Regions from separate parts of the Homo sapiens genome. Here region 2 is linked to region 1. A link is a loop called in an ENCODE intact Hi-C map of the cell type or tissue named here. Cell type or tissue: chondrocyte. All regions are shown on one strand. Each heading gives the region's core, and the rest is flanking DNA. Links, peaks and the distances in the headings are about the cores only.

Region 1 (5,382 bases), core at 236-5,235:
TATCTACTTAGAAATAGCATTCTCCTCTCTTTTAAATAATTAAATGATTGTCACAATGAAATGAAGGCAAGCAAAGCCATCACTATTTTATGTGAGAAGAAACAAAACATTAATCATTTAACTCTCTCTAGATAGAATAAAAGCATTCTGACAAACATATTAAACCCTTGAGCTCCAGAATAATAGCAAAAGCAAGATAACAATTGCCAAAACTGGGGGGAACAAACATAAAACAGAGTTTTTCCAAATATTTTCCTCTTTAAATATTTTCCCTAATCATTTGAGAGGTTTTCTTCTCTAAATATTTCTAAATGAATGTATTTTAATGTGGATTCATAAGTTTGCATTAAACAAATTCACAACATACACTAGTAATTTCCCAATGCTAATAAGGGCGTATTTGATGACTGTGACCCAAAACATTGAGTGATAATGAAATACTTCATTTTTGACTTATGTTTGTGTTTCAGAGTGGCATGCCAAAATTCTGTTTCTAGGAAGAAATCAAAAGCAATGTCTCTAAAATCATGCTTTACCAGGAAGAATGACTTAAAAATAATAATCAGGCATTTTCTAACTTTTCCAGTCTGTGCAACTGTCATGCTTTGCTGTGGGGAAACTGCTAGTTCTAACAGAAGCATAATCAAGAAGTTCTCAACAGTGTCTTTACAGTTTGAAATGTCTCCAAAGCTGATTATATACATGTGAACATGCCTAATATATTTTCACGGTCCCAGAAGGCAAGCCTTATAGCTTTACAAATAAATGTATGTATAAAGTGGAAATCTTCATTTTTAGTTTGTTAAAAACCATGATAATTATTTTAACTAAAATAATGCAGCATTGTAAAATTACCCTATTGAATGTCTTGATTTTTTAACCTGTTTCCCTGGTAGTAAATGAGGATGATTGAAAATCCAAATTGTTATGCATCTGGGTGCTACTCAGGCTTACAGAGCAAGAAGCTTGATGAAGATGATTTAAACACAAAGAGAATTCTGGAAAGCAAATGAAATGGACTAATTTCTAAATTGATGAAAATGTAGTGTTTGATTTTATTTTTCCGGTCTGGGTAAAGGTAGTTTTGATTTAAAGAGAATGGCCAGTAGCCCTATTCAGAGTTTAGAACCTTCTGGCTGGACAAGATGACTTTTATACCCAGGGCACTGCTGCACATGCTGCCTTCAATAGATTTTGAAGGTGGGAGTGAGAAAATGATAAAGACATAATCTGAAATAGCATAGACTGGGGACGTGATTGAAAATCTAATTTGTTACACATCTGGTTGCCACTGGAGGCTTAGAGAGCAAGGAGCTTGACAAAGCTGATCACTGCTGGTTCTTAATGTCCCCTGGCAAAAGCATCTTCCGAGGGATGCTTCGCTTTCTCCTGTTTTCTTTGTCCTGCTTTCAAAAGTGCCTCTAGGTTTCCCTGAGCAGTCTAGAGGCAGGATAGTTCCAGAATTGCCTAGTCCATTAGATCCACAGTCTCCTCATGGACTCGATTCTTTCCATCCTGCCAATGTGTTTGCTTGACCTACAGCAGGTTCCTGGTGGCGAAGACAGCTGCCAAACTTCCAGCAGGGCTGCCTGCAATGGCTGTGTCCAGAGACAGAGGAGGGGCTATCCTCTCAGTATCTCTTTCTTTAGGACAAGGACACGTTTTCAAGAAGCCTCCCATAGACATACACTCACATCCCATTGGTGCCTACTAATTAGATTCTATATTTGAGCTGGAAACTGACTTTTTCCAAAGAGGAGGTTACTCCTTGAGTAAACAGGAGTTCTAATAGGTGAATTGCCGGGCAATCCAGAGAGACCATTACAGGAGAGTCACAGGGTGAAAGGCTGCTACTCTTAGAAGTGAGGTAGACAAAGCCTGTTTGACCAAAAGATACACTTTTCATACCAGATTTCTCTGACTTCTTCAATCTGGAGTCGGGAGAAGAACTTAAAAAACTACCCTTGACTACTGGATCCCTTTCTGCAGAGATTCTGATTCCATTTATCTGGGGCATGGCTGGAGCATCAGTGTTTTTGTTTTGTTTTGTTTTGTTTTTTTAGCAACTCCCATGTGATCAAATCATAGGTGAAGATTCAGAATGACCAGTGAGGGCACAACCCCTTGCTATAGAATAAGAGGTGGCAGAAATGAAGATTGCTTCTTGCTGTTCAGAAAGTTGCTTGAGACATGGAAAATGAAAAAGCAGGGAGATGGCGAGGGTTTGGTGAAGAGTACAAATGAGCACAGGGTGGATCCTCCCTGTGTTCTGAAGGCACAGAATCGGGAAACTTTATAATAAGCTAAAAGGGATGTGAGTCAAGGAAGGGCAGAGTCAGGGGACTGCCACAGTTCAGAGCTGCAAACATTTCAGGGCAGCCACTGGCTCAGGCTGAGATGTTTAAGTATCCTGTAACAATTAAAGAAGTCAAGGGAAGAGACCAAGAGAGGGACAGTTACTTGGAGAGATGCATTTTGTAAATGTGGACAGCCCTACTTACAAGAGGCATGGAAGCTCCGATCTAGACACAGGTTCACAATCAGCCCAGTCTGCATCTGCAATGACATTGCATCTGCATCTGCATTGCACATCAGTCCATCTGCAATGACAACACAGGGCTTAGAGGCAGAGTGAAACACATATGCCTTCAATACATTCAGTGGGCACTAAAGGGAGAAATGAGTTCCAGGAGCGCCAGCAGAGCACATAGCTAAATTCTACAGGAACTTAGAAAGGTTCCAGGTGCCAGCTCCAGGAACAATACACCTTAGGAAGGGAGACAGCTCCATTGCATTGACGTCCAGAGTTGGGGATTCTGGGCATCTGACATTCTTATACAGGTGCACAGAAAACTGTTTTCTTTTCACTCTTCTTCTTTCTCATGAATTCTAAGTCTACACTGATTTAAGGTTGATGGCAGTTACCTTGTGGTAAGATAGTTATGGGCACAAAAATTGGAGGACAAGAGTAGGAGGTGAGGGGAACCCCTTTATAAACTGCTGTGCTATCTGGAAAGCTCCTGTCCTTATATTTCAAGCCTATGAGGCTGATGTCGCTTTAGAATTTGGGAGGGTAGTGAACAGATTATACTGAGGACTGGCTTAATCTAACTTTGGGATGAAGGCACTTGTTCCTGTGAAAGGCATCTTAGGCAGATACTTCCAGGGAAGATGCCAAAAAGAGGCTTGAATGAAATGATGACAAAATGAGATTAATATAGACTAATAATAAAAATTAGCATTTAAAAACTTAATTTTACTTTAAGATATTCTGGATACCAATCTCTGTTTTTAAGAATTTTAATTAGCAGACTCTGTTTTCCTGTGGCAACAGTGGGAGGGATTTTTGTTATTGGGATTTTAATGGCTCTGTGAATATTTAATTACTCTGGGAGAACTGAATAATGGGAGGGGCCTTTGTGGTGATTTAGTTAAATGTAGCTGGGCATAACTTCAAAGGGGAGTGGCATGGAGGAAGTGGCCTGGAATGACCCTAAATAACAACACCTGTGCTTGGCCTCATTGGCCCTGGCTGGCTCCCAGAGAGTGCTGGGCTGGATGAGGAACCAGCAGTTAGGAGGCAGGGTCAGGCCTTCCCTGGACATCAGCATTTCCTACCCTAAAGGGAACACCCACAAGGGAGGTAAACATAGGCTTGGCTAATAAGTTCACTGGTTGACAGAATTCAAGAGGACAATGGGCCTTTAGGGGAAGGCATGTTCTCAAACTCTTCTCCCCAAGAGACAGAATACTCATTAGATAGCACTGGTCTCACAGTGCTAGGGCAATAATAGTCCTATGGTAAGGGTCTTACAAGGACACACAGGTGACATCCCAGGGCTCTCCTCTTTTGTTCTCTTTCTTGGGCCTGTATAGAGCCAGCTGCTCCCTGTGGCTTTTGCACTTTGCATTTGTATATTCTCAGGGCTTTTTACCTAGAGGTGTGTTTGTAGGTGGAGGTAGGGAGATTCTCTTAAAGCTTGGGTTTAAGCCCCGTGCTTTAGTCCAACCACCAGAGTTCTCGGAAGTGAGGTTTCAGTTACAAGGTTGGTTAATAATAAAATGCCACTTAATTTCCCCATTTTCCATTGTCTCCTGATTCCTAGATCTCCCTGGGAAACCTCCTGCAAAGGACAGGGCCAAGACGGATTGGGCACTTCTTGGTCTTCTTGTCAAATACCATATAGTACCCCCTCACCCTGCCTCATGTTTTCTACATTGCACCCAGTGCCATGGTATTTCTGAATGTGTGTGCGTGGGACCTAGCATTTCCTATACTGCCCCTATTTCCCAGACTGCGGGTCCCCTCCTGGTTTCTCATGCTTCTCATTCCAGGCTGAAACTCATGTTCAATTTTCACCACAGTTTAATGAACATTTCATAACCACCTCCACCCTTGTTTATCTTCTGCCACATTTGTCTTACTCATCCAATCGCACACTTATGCCAGGGGAAAGTGGGGAGGGAGTCCTGCTGGGCTGCAGGAGGTCTGTATTATTCAGCAACTGCATAACAAACAGCTCAATGCAGTGGCTTCAACAACAGCTGCTTGTCTCTCTCACTCACGACACAATGTCTCTTGTTCCTTTCCTTGATTGCACTGAGTTTTTCTGGGAATATCTAAGTCTTGACTGAGTTGTTCACACGTTTGCACTTTCCAGCCTCAGATGGTCAGCTCAATCCTCTTTTGGAAGTATTCATGTTCTGCCTAGTTGACAGTCTTCAGCACTCCAGCACCATCACACTCTCCCTCAAATGCCATGCTCTTTGCCTGATATTAGGAAACTTTGAAATATTTAATTCTATCAAATAACTTGGAAGCAATTTTACTTGAAGTTTATAACAACATATTATAACAAATGCAATCTAATTTAGCATCCACAGTCAGATGTTCCATAAAAAAGGAAAGATATCAACTAAGAACAATTAGTTATTTTGGAGGAGTCTGTGCTTTGCTTCTTCTATTGTTTTCTTATCTTCCCATGCTTGCCAATGGGCAAGTTGCAGCTGGTACCCATGGCTTCACTTATTGGAGAAACTTGGAGTTGCAAAAGTTATAAATAACAACTGGATGTTTTTCTGTAAATGGAGAAGAGACCACCCATTTTCAGTTTTAGCAGAGGCAGCTTTGATGCATCTCATGGAACACTAATGTCCTACAAGTGCATCAAAACTTCTCCTGCACAGTCCCCATAAAGCTGCTCCATACTTGTCTCCTACTCACCAAACTCCTCAACTCACACACATTCTTTCATTATCAACCTCACCTTATCAATGAGAAAATAAAGGTCAGGTTTGATTCCTTTCAATTCTCATTTCCTTCACCCAAATTTCTATGTTTATTTACTTTTATTATAAAACTAATATGTGAATACGTATTTG
Region 2 (5,382 bases), core at 221-5,220, 120 kb before region 1:
ATATGCAACCAATGCAAAATACAATGTGATATATCATATCAAGGAATGAAGGACAAAAACCATATGATAATTTCAATGATGCTGAAAAAGCGTTTGGTAAAATCCAACATCTCTTTATAATAAAACCATCAAAAAAACTGGGTAGAGAAGGAACATACCTCAACATAATAAAAGCTATACACAACATACCCACAGCCATGCAATCCCTATCAAAATATTAAGGATGATCTTCACAAAAATAGAAAGAAAATCCTAAAATTTATATGGAACCACAAGAGACTCAGAATAGTCAAAGCTACCCTAAGCAAAAATAACAGAACTGCAGGAATCACATTACCTGACTTCACATTATACTAGAGAGCTGTAGTAACCAAAACAGGCATGGTACTGGTATAAAAACAGACACATAGACCAATGAAACAGAATACAGAACCCAGAAACAGATCCGGACACCTATGGTGAACTCATTTTTGACAAAGGTGCCAAGAACATGCAATGGGGGATAGACAATCTCTTTAATAAACGGTGCTCGTAAAACTGGATATTCATATGCAGAAGAACAAAACTAGACCCCATCTCATGCCATACACAAAAATCAAATAAAAATGGATTAAAGACTTAAATATAAGACCTCAAACTATGAAACTAATACAATAAAACATTGGGGGAAATCTCCAGGACATTGGTCTGGGCAAAAATTTCTTGAGTAATACCCGACAAGCACAGGTACCCAAACAAAAATGGACAAATGGGACCACATCAAGTTAAAAATCTTCTGCACAGCAAAGGAAACAACCCACAAAGTGAAGAGACAGCCCATAGAATGAGAGAAAATATTTGCAAACTACCTATCTGACAAGGGATTAATAACCAGAATATATAAGGAGCTCAAACAACTCTACAGGATAAAGTCTAATAATCTGATTTTTAAAATGGGCAGAAGATTTGAATAGATGTATCTCTAAAGAGGACATACACATGGCAAACAGGCATATGAAAAGGTGCTCAACATCATTGATCATTAGAGTAATGCAATGCAAAACTACAATGAGATATCATCTTACCCCAGTTAAAATGGTTTATATCCAAAAGACAGGCAATAACAAATGCTGGTAAGGATGTGGAGAAAAGGGAACCCTCATACACTGTTGGTGAGAATGAAAATCAGTATGACCATTATGGAGAACAGTTTGGAGATTCCTTGAAAAATTAAAAATAGAGTTACCATATGATCCAGAAATCCTACTGTTGGATATATACCCAAAGGGAAGGAAATCAGCATATTGAAGAGGTATCTCCACTCCTATGTTGTTGCAGCACTGTTTACAATAGCTAAGATTTGGAAGCAACCTAAGTGTTCATCAACAGATGAATGGATAAAGAAAATATGGTACATATACAAAATGGAGTACTTTACAGCCATAAAAATAATGAGATCCTGTCATTTGCAACAACATGGATGGAAGCGAAATAAGCCAGGAACAGAAAGACAAACATCACATGTTCTCACTTATTTATGGGATCTAAAAATCAAAACAATTGAACTCATGGGCATAGAGAGTAGAAAGATGGTTGCCAGAGGCTGGAAAGTTAGTGTATGTGTGGGGTGGTTCTGGAGGGAGGTGGGGATGGTTAATGGTACACAAATAGTTAGAAATAATTAATAATATCTACTATTTGATAGTACAACAGGGTGACTATAGTGAATAATAACTTAATTGTACATTTTTTAAAATAAAAAAATGCAGCCTTAAAGGAAAAATTTAAAAAACAACAAAAAACAGGAGGATGAAAATGCAGTTTTAATATCTCTATTAGAGGTATGTTTAAAGCTGTGCTGTTTCTTAGATCTCTATATGATAACATCCTTAAAAGAGAGTTTAGGTTTTTAAGAATTGTAGATTTTTTTTTTCATTTCCACAGATGTCTGCTTGTATTTTGAGTCACCCTGTTTCTTCTTCCAACGAAATAAACCCACTCAAAATGTTTTAAAAATCATAATAGGCCAGGCACGGTGGCTCATGCCTGTAATCCCAGCAGTCTGGGAGGAAGAGATGGGCAGATCACAAGGTCAGGAGATCAAGACCATCCTGGCTAACATGGTGAAATCCCTTCTCTACTAAAAATACAAAAAAAAAAAACTTAGGCAGGCGAGGTGGTGGGCACCTCTAGTCCCAGCTACTCCGGAGGCTGAGGCAGGAGAATGGCGTGAACCCGGGAGGCAGAGTTTGCAGTGAGCTGAGATAGCACCACTGCACTCCAGCCTGGGTGACAGAGCAAGACCCCGTCTCAAAAAAAAAAAAAAAAAAAGTCATAATAAAGGCCATATGTGGCAAATTCACAGCTAGCATCATACTGAATGGGGAGAAATGGAAAGCCTTTCCTCTAAGATCTAGAACAAGACAACGATGCCCACTTTTACCACTTTCGTTCAATATAATCCTGGAAGTCCTGGCAAGAGCAATTAGACAGGAGAAAAAAAAGGAAAAAAGCTGGAAGTATCATGCTACCTGATTTCAAACTATACTACAAGGCTACAGTAACCAAAACAGGTACAGTAACCAAAACAGTAACCAAAACGGTACCATGGTACTGGTACCAAAACAGACTTATAGACCAATGGAGCAGAACAGAGACCTCAGAAATAACACCACACATCTACAACCATCTGATCTTTGACAAACCCGACAAAAACAAGCAAGGGGAAAGGATCTCCTATCCATTAAATGGTGCTGGGAGAAAAGTGGCTAGCCATATGCAAAAAAACTGAAACCGGGCCCCTTCCTTATACCTTATACAAGACGAATTAAATACTTAAATGTAAAACCCAAAACCTTAAAAACACTAGAAGAAAACCTAGGCAATACCATTCAGGACACAGGCATGGGCAATGACTTCATGACAAAAATGCCAAAAGCAATTGCAACAAAAGCCACAGTTGACAAATGGGATCTAATTACACTAAAGAGCTTCTGCACAGCAAAAGAAACTATCATCAGTGTGAACAGGCAACCTACAGAATAGGATAAATTTTTTGCAATCTATCTATCTGACAAAGATCTAATATCCAGAATTTACAAGGAACTTAAACACATTTACAAGAAAAAAACAACCCCACCAAAAGTGGGCAAAGTATATGAACAGACACTTCTCAAAAGAAGACATTTATGCGGCCAACAAACAAATGAAAAAAAGCTACCATCCTGGCCAACATGGTGAAACCCCGTCTCTACTAAAAATACAAAAATTAGCTGGGCTTCGTGGCGTGTGCCTGTAGTTCCAGCTACTCAGGTGGCTGAGGCAGAAGAATCGCTTGAATCCGGGAGGCAGAGGTTGCACTGAGCCGTGATCGTGCCACTACACTCCAGCTTGGCAACAGAGCGAGACTCCCTCTAAAAAAAAAAAAAGCTCAAGATCACTGATCATCAGAGAAATGCAAATCAAAACCACAACGAGATACCATCTCATGCCAGTCAGAATGGCGATTATTAAAAAGTCAGGAAACAATAGATGCTGGCAAGGCTGTGGAGAAATAGGAACACTTTTACACTGTTGGTGGGAGTGTAAATTAGTTCAACCATTGTGAAAGACAGTATGGTGATTCCTCAAGGATCTAGAACTGGAAATACCATTTGACCCAGCAATCCCATTACTGGGTATATACCCAAAGAAATATAAATTATTCTGGCCAGGTGCGATGGTTCACGCCTGTAATCCCAGCACTTTGGAAGGCCGAGGTGGGTGGATCACGATGCCAAGAGATCGAGACCATCCTGGCCAACATGGTGAAACCCCGTCTCTACTAAAAATACAAAAATTAGCTGGGCATGATGACGCACACCTGTAGTCCCAGCTACTCAGAGAGCTGAGGCAGGAGAATTGCTTGAATCCTTGTCTTGTTCCAGATCTTAGAGGCGGAGGTTGCAGTGAGCTGAGATTGTGCCATTGCACTCCACCCTGGTGACAGAGTAAGACCCCATCTCAAAAAAGAAAAAAGAAAAAAATATATAAATCATTCTACTATAAAGACACATGCACACGTATGTTTATTGCAGCACTATTTACAATAGCAAAGACATGGTACCAACCCAAATGTCCATCAATGATAGACTGGATAAAGAAAATATGGTACACATACATCATGGAATACTATGCAGCCATAAAAAGGAATCAGATCGTGTCCTTTGCAGGGACATGGATAAAGCTGGAAGCCATCATCCTCAGCAAATTAACACAGGAACAGAAAACCAAACACTGCATGTTCTCACTCATAAGTGGGAGTTGAACAATGAGAACACATGGGCACAGAGAGGTGAACAACACACACCAGGGCCTGTTGGGGGGTGGGAGGTGAGGGGAGGGAACTTAGAGGACGGGTCAATAGGTGCAGCAAGCCACCATGGTACATGTATACCTATGTAACAAACCTGCACGTTCTGCACATGTATCCCATTTTTGTTTCTTAGAAGAAATAAAGAAAAAAAAAGAAAAGAAGAAGTCAAATTAGCCTTGTTTGCAGATGACATGATGTTATACTTAGAAAAACTTAGACTCCACCAGAAAACTGTGAGAGCTGACAAACAAATTCAGTAAAGTTGCAGAATACAAAATCAACATACAAAAATTAGTAACACTTATATACAACAACAGTGAACAATCTAAAAAAGAAATGAAAAAGTAATCCCATTTACAATAGCCTCAAATAAAATTAAATACTTTGAAATCAACCAAAGAAGTGAAAGATCTCTATGAAAACTATAAAACACTGATGAAAGAAGTTGAAGAGGACACCATAAAACAGAACAATATTCTATGCTCATGGGTTGGAATAATTAATATTGTTAAAATTTCCATACTACCCAAAGCAATTTACAGATTCAATGCAATTCCAATCAAAATACCAATGACATTCTTTGTAAAGATAGAAAAAAATCTAAAATTTATGTGGAATTGCAAAAGACCCTGAATAGCTAAAGCAGTCTGGAGCAAAAAGAGCAAAGTTGGAGGAATCACAGTACCTGACTTCCAAATTTACTACAAACACGTAGTAACAACATCAGCACGGCATCAGCATAAAAACAGTTACACAGATAAATGGAAGAGAATAAATAACCCAGCTATAAATCCATGCATTTGCAGTCGACTCACCTTCGACAAAGGTGCCAAGAACATACAATGGGGAAAGGACAGTTTTTTCAGTAAATGGTGCTGGGAAAACTGGATATCCATATGCAGAGGAATGAAACTAGGCCTCTATCTCTCACCAGACACAAAAATCAAATCAAGATGGATTAAAGACTTAAATCTAAGACCCGAAACTATGAAACTACTTGAAGAAAACATTGTGGAAATGCTTCAAGACACTGGTCTCTGCAAAGATTT

The links. Peaks named below come from ENCODE experiments on the same cell type or tissue, not always from the same donor. Only the 100,000 strongest peaks of a DNase experiment are listed, where the experiment ranks them.
Region 2: it touches region 1 in a loop (2.4-fold over the local background); 2 of 110 quality-filtered maps call a loop at or near these places.

Annotation. Positions count from the first base shown.
Region 1 is chr18:14,021,934-14,027,315 of GRCh38, forward strand. LOC124904257 (a long non-coding RNA gene) reads right to left here and starts at 2,591. Exons shown (of 2, transcript XR_007066302.1): 1 at 2,502-2,591. RefSeq lists an enhancer at 3,332-4,155. In chondrocyte, for the core only: no CTCF peak of the experiment used is centred there; no DNase peak of the experiment used is centred there.
Region 2 is chr18:13,902,090-13,907,471 of GRCh38, forward strand. All of the region lies in intron 1 of MC2R (melanocortin 2 receptor), which reads right to left. Among named protein-coding and RNA genes, the nearest start is that of MC2R, 11 kb to the right of the region's middle. In chondrocyte, for the core only: no CTCF peak of the experiment used is centred there; no DNase peak of the experiment used is centred there.